2 separate regions of the Homo sapiens genome follow, and region 1 is linked to region 2. Evidence: read pairs that join two places in POLR2A ChIA-PET (ENCODE). Cell type or tissue: Panc1. All regions are shown on one strand. Region 1 overlaps MSRB3 (methionine sulfoxide reductase B3). Region 2 overlaps HMGA2 (high mobility group AT-hook 2).

What was found. ChIA-PET counts read pairs that join two places held together with the same protein. Peaks named below come from ENCODE experiments on the same cell type or tissue, not always from the same donor. Only the 100,000 strongest peaks of a DNase experiment are listed, where the experiment ranks them.
Region 1: POLR2A ChIA-PET joins it to region 2 with 20 read pairs; 2 of 35 experiments call an interaction of 5 or more read pairs at or near these places.

Annotation. Positions count from the first base shown.
Region 1 is chr12:65,285,910-65,290,909 of GRCh38, forward strand. All of the region lies in intron 1 of MSRB3 (methionine sulfoxide reductase B3), which reads left to right. Among named protein-coding and RNA genes, the nearest start is that of MSRB3, 9.7 kb to the left of the region's middle. In Panc1, no CTCF peak of the experiment used is centred here; no DNase peak of the experiment used is centred here.
Region 2 is chr12:65,861,961-65,866,960 of GRCh38, forward strand. The region is part of intron 3 of HMGA2 (high mobility group AT-hook 2); the gene reads left to right. It overlaps HMGA2-AS1 (HMGA2 antisense RNA 1), which reads right to left. Exons shown (of 3, transcript NR_158985.1): 2 at 4,844-4,994. Among named protein-coding and RNA genes, the nearest start is that of HMGA2-AS1, 18 kb to the right of the region's middle. In Panc1, no CTCF peak of the experiment used is centred here; no DNase peak of the experiment used is centred here; H3K27ac peaks cover 2,268 bases.

The DNA.
Region 1 (5,000 bases), 580 kb before region 2:
AAAAATAGTATATTATTCATAACATTTGTCTAAAGTGACACATTTACATACAGTATATAGTATTGAGTAATTTCCAACTCTTTAAAAATAATGGAGACCCTTTCATGTAGTAGTAACTATGTTTTTAGTATCTGTTGACTGAGAAAATACGTAACAGCAAAAGCTACTATAAAACTTTGAAATAAGTTCTTGTAAATGTAAAAAAAATTCTCATATATTTGGAAAGTATACATGTGGAAATTATGACTTATAGAGTCTATGGACACTTGATTTCTTGCTTTATGGATACTCTCAGGAAGTTCTGGTCTCAACTTTGAGTATCTCATTGTCCTCTTACTTTAGAATGTGGGGTATGGGGGAAAACTTCTATTTGAAAATTTGAGCCATAGCGGAAATTTTGGAATGACAGGGAAACACCTTCTCAGAATCCTCTTACAATAAAATTTATATATGTTATGCCAGACAATGTACTTTATACTAAGACTGGACTTTTAAATAGTCTCATGGATTAGAAGTCAGATACAATAAATAAATACTTTTTAAAAATTATATTTTTAGGTATATGAGCATTGTTGTTGGGACTACAGTGCTATTTTAAAGTGAAATTTAGTTGATTTGCATGTGAGTATACACCTACAGGTCTCTGTTATAGCCGTGACATGTCTTCTGTTACTATAAATTACATAACAAATCCTTATGGTTTCTTGGGTCACTTATTTTATTTAAAGACAAAAACATCTTTCAGTACATATGTAAGACTTAAGGCATTATTGAAAATAAGCCTGTGCTACATGGTAGAATCTATTAAAAAAAAAAAAACACTCAGGCAAGGCACAGTAGTTCATGCCTGTAATCCCACCACTTTGGGAGGCAAGGAAGGAGGATCACTTGAGGCCAGGAGGTCGAGACCAGCCTGAGCAACATAGGAAGACCTAGCCTCTACTAAAAATTAAAAAAAGAAATTAGCAAGGTGTGCTGGCATGCACCTGTGGTCCCACCTCCTCTGGAGGCTGAGGTGGGAGAATCGCTTGAGCCCAGGAGTTCGAGGCTACAGTGAGCTATGATTGCACCACTGTACTCCATTCTGGGTGACAGAGCGAGACCCTTTCTCAAAAAAAAAAAAAAAAAAAAAAAAAGCAAAACCAAAAACCGAAAAACAACTCAGGACAGTCTTTGTATAAATTAGATAGCCCTAAATTTTATGTTTGTTCTTTCATTTCTCTTTTTTTTTTTTTTTTGGCTGCCGCCCAGGCTGGAGTGCCATGGCAGGATCATAGCACACTGCACACTGTAGCCTTGACCTCCTGGGCTCAAGTGATCCTCCCACCTCAGCCTCCTGAGTAGCTAGGACTACAGGCTTGTGTCATCATGCATGGCTAATTTTTTAAAAAAAATTTATGTAGAGATAGGGTCTCCCTATGTTTCCCAGGTAGGTCTTGAACTCCTGGACTTAAGCAGTCCTCCCACCTTGGCCTCTCAAAGTGCTGGGATTATAGGCATGAGCCTCCACGCCCAGTACATTTCTTTTGTTTTTATTGTGTTTGATTGTCAGAGAACCTGAGTTTGGTTGGGGTTGAGAGAGAACTATAGGGCCTATTATAGGTGAATACTTATTTTATCTTAGATTAGTGGTGTGTAGCTAAGGAAAGGTAAGGTCATATCTTCCTGTAACAGTCCAGATTAGATAGGGAAATGGGTGAAAAGCCACAAGTTGTTTTGCAACTCTGGTCTCACAGTAATTGAGAGCAAAAAGGAAAAAGTGCACTGTAGTCCCCCTTGTTTCTGATTTTGTGGGGTGTGAATATGCCTTCTAGTCAGATCGCCTTAGGGGGCCAGGAAGAGGAGGGTTGAGGGCAGAGCATGTTTACCTGCGTGCAGAGCCACTTGAAAAATTATAGGCTCATTTACATATTTGCATCCTTGTGTATGTGTTTGTGTTGCAGGGGAGTCAGTGTAGTATTATGAAAAGAACATTTGACAGTGAATTGGAAAACTAGGTTTTTCTAGTCTTGTTTTTGCCTGAGTCGTTTAAGCTTCTTGTGCCTCAGTTTTCATATCTGCAAAATGAATGAATTGGACTGGGTAATACCTGGTGTTGCTTTAAGATTCTGTAGGCTGGGCATGGTGGCTCTTGCCTGTAATCTCAGCACTTTGGGAGGCTGAGTCGGGCGGATCACGAGGTCAAGAGATTGAGACCATCCTGACCAGCATGGTGAAACCCCATCTCTACTAAAAATACCAAAATTAGCTGGGCGTGGTGGTGTGTGCCTGTAGTCCCAGCTACTCAGGAGGCTGAGGCAGGAGAATCACTTGAACCCGGGAGGCGGAGGTTCCAGTGAGCCAAGATCATGCCACAGCACTCCAGCCTGGCAAGAGAGCGAGACCCCGTCCCCCCCGCAAAAAAAAAAAAAAAAGATTCTGTAATTTAAGGATTATTTTAAAGTCTCCAACTTTCTGTAATTTTTAATGGAAAAATATAGTTAATACAGTATGCAAAATTATGTCTTTTTAAAAAATATTTTGTTCAAGTTGACTATCTTGTGCGATTCACTATAAGTGTTACACTGCATCTAAGATCTTATGTTTGAACTTCGTAGCCTAGTGTGCCCAGTAATTTGAGCTACTGGCAAAGTTACATAACCCTTTTAAAGATTTAGTATTTAAAGAATAGATTACAATGTATCAGAAGCATCATATTAAATATCCCATCTGAAGTAATGGTATTAAGGACTAGAAATTATGTCTTTCTAAATGTACAGCTGGGAATTGCTTATTTATGCTTGACAATAGATTTCAGATGAGAAAAGTCCTCATTTAGCAGGATATATTACCATTGGAATTTGCCTCTGATTACCCTATTAAATATATTTAACTCTTAAGGTTGGTTAATCTGGTCTTATTTTTAAAAAAAACTTCACTGTGAGTTTTAAAGAAAAAAACTTGGCTAATTTGATGATTTTAAAAAGTATCTTCTCTTGCCTGTAAAATTCACTTATAAGATTTGTCCTTTTTATGAGAGAATATTTTATACACAAAAAAGAATATATAGTGTCTATATAAGGTATAAAGAATATTTTAAAAAAATCTGGGTACCCTCATCCAGCTTCAGAAATGAAATGTGAAAGATGCCTGTGAGACACACATTTCCTGTACTCAGAAGTACCCATAGTCCTATATTTTGTGATTATCATTGAACACAAATAACTGATAAACCTTGCTTTCTTTATAGTTTTATCATAGATGTATGTCTCTATATCATATTGTTCAGTTTTGCATATGTTAGAACATTATATAAATGTTATTGGCCGGGCGTGGTGGCTCACGCCTGTATTCCCAGCACTTTGGGAGGCTGAGGTGGGCGGATCACCTGAGGTCAGGAGTTCGAGGCTAGCCTGGCTAACAAGGCAAAACCCTGTCTCTACTAAAAATACAAAAGTTAGCCGGCATGGTGGCACGTGCCTGTAGTCCCAGCTACTCAGGTGGCTGAGGCAGGAGAATTGCTTGAACCGGGAGGCAGAGGTTGCAGTGAGCCAAGATTGTGCCATTGCACTCCAGCCTGGGTGACAGAGTGAGATTCTATCTAAAAATAAATAAATAAATAAAAGTTATCATCTGCTGTGTATCCTCTGTGACCTGCATTTTTTATCTTTTTAAATTGTATTTTAGGTGCAAGGGATACATGTGCAGGTTTGTTACATGGGTAAAGTACATGTCATGGGAGTTTGGTGTACAGATAATTTTGTCACCCAGGTAATCAGTATGGTATAGGTAATTTTTCAATCCTCACCCATCTTCCACCCTCAAATAGGCCCCAGTGTCGATTGTTCCTTTCTTTATATCCATGTGTACTAGATGTTTAGCTCCCACTTAGAACATGTGGCATCTGGTTTTCTTTTCCTGCATTAATTTGTTTAGGATTATGGTCTCCAGTTCCATTCATGTTGCTTCAAAGGCCATGATCACATTTTTTATAGCTATGTAGTATTCCATGATGTATGTGTACCATGTTTTCTTTATCCCCCACAAAATTATGTTTATGTTATCTATATTGGTGTATATAACTCATCTTTCTAAAACTTAGCATTTATTATCCATATGTTTTTCTACTTTTTAATTTATTTATGCTCCTTGGACATTTATCCATTAGGATTCTTGTGTTTTCCTATGGAGTCAAATCTGTATTTTCTCCTATTACTTTCAAGCTTCATTATCTATATATTTAATAATAATAGTGATGATAATAGTGATAATAATACCAACCACTTACAGATATGTGCTATGTGTCAGGCACTATTCTAAATATTTATTTATTACAGTTTTATCAAGGAAGTACAATATCATCATGATAAATCATATATTAAGATTAAGGACTGAGGCAAGAGTGTTCAGTAATTTGTATGACTGTGATTTAATCTGGCAGTCTGACTCCAGAGTCTGTGTTTGTAATCATTCCACTACTTTGACTCCTATGTAGTCTTTTCTTTTAATTATGCCTTTTCCCATTTAACTTTTTAAGATATTTAAACATTTCTATGACATTCAAAAGAGAATGGCCCTAGTGTGATGTTCAAATGGGTTCTACTGTACGACACCGGTTGCTCAAAGCCATGACACAATGTAATTTTCCATGATTTTGTTCTACAGGTCTTTTAAAAATTCTCTGGGATTCACTATTGCTTTTCTTTTTCCTAACTGGGGGGAAAAGTATGCCTTATTTGTTATCCTTCTAAAATATTTCAGTTTTTTACTTTTGGTCTGTGGTTTGGAATTGATTCCCTTGATTTCCTTTGTGTGTTCGGACTAGTTTCTTCATATTTGGACAATGCCCTCCTCTTTTGAAAAATATTGATATGACCTTAGATGAATCACTTAATCTTCCTGAGCTTTGACTTTTTCAAGTAAGTTGCATCTGTTAAGTAATGAATATTTTAAAATCAGACATATATAATTGCTAATCAGAACTCCTTTTCAGTATGAAATAACCAAGGGAGTTCATGAGG
Region 2 (5,000 bases):
CAGCCTCCTGAGTATCTGGGATTACAGGCGCCCACCACCACGCCCGGCTAATTTTCGTTTATTTAGTAGAGACGGGGTTTCACCATGTTGATCAGGCTGGTCTTAGTCTTCTGACCTCAGGTGATCCACCCGCCTCGGCCTCCCAAAGTGCTGGGATTACAGGTGTGAGCCACCACGCCTGGCTGTGCAACATGTTTCTAAGTGAACAGTATGACTTCAGAGAGTCATACTGTTTTAAGAGAGTTAACAAAAGAATAAGCATTGGATATACTTACCTTTTTTCAGATGTTATAACAAATTTACCAAAATGCACCATACACACACACACACACACACACACACACACATTCCATAACTTCAAACAACAGAAAATGGGATTCTGTCTGTCTCTGTGTCCCACAATCAGTACCACCACCACTACTACAGTTTGCTTTTATTATAGTATTATCAATTTTCTGCAAATAAGCCTAAATGTCTTAGGTAGTTCTACATTTTTATATTACACAGTAATTGAGGAAAAACTAAATATTTTTGAAAGTGCATTTAAAATACTACTTTAGAACAATTAATCTACTTGGGTGTACAAAATGAAAGCCAGTTGTTAGAAATCTCTTATACTACAAAAATTAAAAAAGTGTTAAGCATCAAGGATTAGACCTGGACTAGAAGTATGTGTCACTTGGTGGATGACCATGCAACTCAAGAAGAGGAAGAGTGGATTTAGAATTCAAGATAGAGATGAAACACTCATGTACTTAGTGTGTGTGAAGTTTAGGAGAGGGAGCTGAGCTGATGGAGCCATGGGTCACAGTAGCTGAAGCCATGGCTGTGGATAAAGATCCCAAGAGAATGTGGAAAATGAAATGTGATATAGAAAGTGGAGAAGAAAGGGAATATGGGGACCACTGCACACAAAGGAGATAATATAGGTTGTCAACTGCCAACGGCAGTATGTGGACCAGTGGTCTTTACCACATCCTTCTCCAGCTGTCCCACCGTCCACACGAACTTACGCATGCTTCCCTTGCTCTACCCACCCATGCTCAGCTCATGGTAATTGGCATGGCTGTTTCATATCTATTAGGTCACTAGACTGAGCTTACCACTGGGATAATCAACAACAGCAGTGAACCCTAAATCCTGACGACACTATCAGCACTTAAGTAGAGCTGGGGAATGAAACTAGAATTCTTTTGGGGCCAGATCATTAACTCATATCTAGTGACACCCCATTTTGCCTCTGGAAAAGTTAAGGTTTTGTTGTGCAATTAGCTTTACAGAATGGAGCATTTCTGTTGGTTTACTAAAACTGTTAAGCCAAAATAGGGCACAAGTGCAAGTCCTGGCTCCAGAAGTTGGCTGTACCTTCCTTTCTGCAGTACAAGGTGAACATCTGTAAAGAAGAATGCAATGTCCCGGGTGTGTTTAAACTGACTGCCTTGGCCTCAAACTAAAACTGTTAAGCCAAAACAGGGCACAAGTGCAAGTCCTGGTTCCCGAAATTGACTGCACCTTCCTTTCTGCAGTATGAGGTGAACATCTGTAAAGAGGAGTACAGTGTCCCTGGTGTGTTTACACTGACTGCCTTGTTTTCAAGGATCATTAGATTTCAAAGAAAAAAAAATCACAACAATATCCTTTGCATGGACCAGATGATGAGAAACTAAATTGTAATTTGGGATTCATTCACAAGAAAAGTCCTGAATGGTTTTCCCATGGACAGGATCTTGGAGGTTAGGAATACCAAATCCTGTGCCCAGCTCAGTCTCACTGACTAGGGAATGTTGTCTTTAGACTACAGAAGTCGCAACCCTCACCCCAAAACATGAAGTATTCAAACCTTTTGAAGGGTGTGATGTTTCCAGGTAATTTGGCTTGGCACAGGAATTGCATTTATGCCCAACTTTGGCTAAGCGATTTTAGTAGTCCAGCAAAAATGCTCTGTTCTGTAAAGGTAATTGCAAAACAATATCTTCATTTCTCCAGATGGAAAATGGGATATGAAAATCCACCAAAGGAAAGAAATATCATTTCCCGCACTGTGGCTCTGCAATCTTAGAAGGGTTCCATGAATATTATGTATGTGCAGTAAACATTTATGACCTTATTTAGGTCCAAGCAGCATGAGGGATTTTGTGCTAGTAGTTGTTGATGAGCACTACAAATAGGGATCCTTTATATCTGAGGTATCCATAGTAACTAAGTAGGGCCCATTTCCATCGTGCTTATTTGCTTCCAACCTGCCAACCATGCTTAGACTCTGAGGGCTCCAGGATTCCTAATTCATAAAAAAAACACCCCAGAGAGGTGGGTAAGTGCTTTTCAGAAAAAGCAAACTTAAGCAAGTGATTTTAAGAGATTTGAAGAGTGCTACATGGCAGCCAAGATGATAATTTTTTGGCCCAAATATAAATTTAATTGAGTAGTGTTATAAAGACAAAATTACATAGCCAGAAACAGAATTATGAGCATTAGGAAAATAATAGTGTTGTCTTCCATCTCCTTGAAATCCCCTGTTATGTTACTCACTCCACTGTTGACTATTTTGTAGATAGCACACATTCACCTTGCATTTGGCAGAGAACACCAGCTTTGCTATGAATGCTCACAATTTTTGTAATACAGGGAAATATTTAACATACTAGGAAAAAAAGGTTTAAATTCATTAACATTACTATTGTAATGTTCATATACTCCTCTTTTCTTAGGACACACTACAAATGATTTTATAGTGTTTCCATTTAACACACATAGTAGCTTTTCTTCTGGATTGTATGTGCAGTGCCATTGAACAGAAGCATAAAATTGTCAGTGGCCTACATTTTTTAGATTATTTAACTATGATTAGAAATATTTTGATCCATTTTTTCACTTCAGCTCTTTTTCATATTAGTGCACACTTGACCCTTGAACAATACAGGTTTGAGCTGGACGGGTCCACTTATATGCAGATTTCTTTCAGTGAAAGTTACACTGAGTGCTTCTGCCTCTCCTGCCTCCTCTTCCACCTCTTCTCCCTCTTCTGCCTCTGTTACCCCTGAAACAGCAAGACCAACCCCTCCTCATCCTCAGCCTCCTCAACATGAAGACAGTAAAGATGAAAACCTTTATGATGATCCATTTCTACTTAATGAGTAGTGAACAAATTTTCTCTCTTGCTTGTCTTATTTTTTTGTAGTTTACATGTAGTTTGTAAGGATGCAGTATATAATAATATCACATACAAAATATGTGTTAATCGACTGTGTTATCAGTAAGGCTTGCAGTCAACAGTAGGCTATTAGCAGTTAAGTTTTGTGGAGTCAAAAGTTTTGCGTGGATTTTTGTTGGATTTCTGACTTCACAGGGAGTCAGTGCCCCAACCCCTGCATTGTTGAAGGGTCAATTGTATTTTTGTCTGATTTCATGAGGGTGAACTTTTTATACTATACTTTTACAGATAGAAATGAAAGTACTTAGTAATAATTGAACATATGTACAGTAAAAATATTATAGCTGTTGTTTTAAAATAATTGTATTAAATTGAAACTTAAGTTAGTCTTCAGGCTTTTTAAGGTTTTCAAATTTGAACTGGAATGCAATTCAGAATGTGCTAGAATAACATTTCTCCATTTCTCCAGTGTCAAGATGGGAAGGCATACATTCTAAGCGTCTGTATCTCCATCTATTTTTCTTTTTTTTTTTTTTTTTTTGAGACAGAGTCTCGCTCTGTCACCCAGGCTGGAGTGCAGTGGCTCAATCTCGGCTCACTGCAAACTCCGTCTCCCAGGTTCACACCATTCTCCTGCCTCAGCCTCCCGAGTAGCTGGGACTACAGGCACCTGCCACCACGCCCGGCTAATTTTTTTTTTTTTGGTATTTTTAGTAGAAACGGGGTTTCATCATGTTAGCCAGGATGGTGTCGATCTCCTGACCTCGTGATCTGCCCATCTTGGCCTCCCAATGTGCTGGGATTACAGGCATGAGCCACCACGCCTAGCCATCCCCATCTATTTTTCACTAATATTCAAGCTAGAGTTGCTGGCTAAAATGATGGAGCATCAGAATTTGTGAACTCTGGGAATCATAGCAAGTGTATAACTATAATTCCTTTGTGTCTAAGGAGGGTGGACCTCTATATTAGAGAGAAGATTTACAAACGTTGGGGAAAAAATGGAAATTGAGACTGACTCCTAAGGAAACATCTGTTCACTCACTCAGCAAACATTTAGCCCACTCTGCTAATGCTAGGCACTGTGCTAGATATTTGGAGAGACACTGGAGAAAACTTAAGGTCCCTAGTCTTGTGGCTCTTACATTCTAGAGAGGGATTATAAATGACGGCGTAGTTATTAAAAAAATACAGATGATGATTTCAAGCCTTATAAGAGCAAAGAAGAAAAGTGAACCAAGTTAATGTAATGGAGAGTATTGGAGTAGGCGAGGCTGCTTTAGATCAGAGAGTCTGGGTGGACTTGATGGAGGAGGTCATGGATAGCCTTGCAGCTGGTAGACCTGTGGGCAACATTAACAGCAGATAGGACAAGAGGGTTAGGGGCTAACTGAGCATTCACCTTTGTCTTCTTTTTCCCCTCGGTTATGAGTGTGACAAGGCGGAACATCCAAGGGATATGTTGCAGGTGTCTTAAGAGTCAGGTAAAAGGCAAGATGATTCATTATATCTGTTCTTTTTGTGATACCCATGTAACTACCTATAAGCTTCAAAGTGAAATAAACATTACCTCTTGTACCTTAGCCCGCTTCTCATTCTTCATTACAAATTTAAGAAGGCAGTTATTAATGTGAATAGTCATTCTTCTTTTCAGCAGTGCCAACTTTAAAAAAAAAAATCACTAACACTTACCTGAGATGCAGCTGACATGTACCAAGATTGCTTGCCATTGCCCTCTCAACCCATCTGAGTCAAATTTTTCTTTCTGCTGCTGTTTTCCTTCTGCTGCCATTTTTCTTTCTGCTGCTGTCAAGATAGGAACATGTGCCTTCCCATCTTGACACTGGTA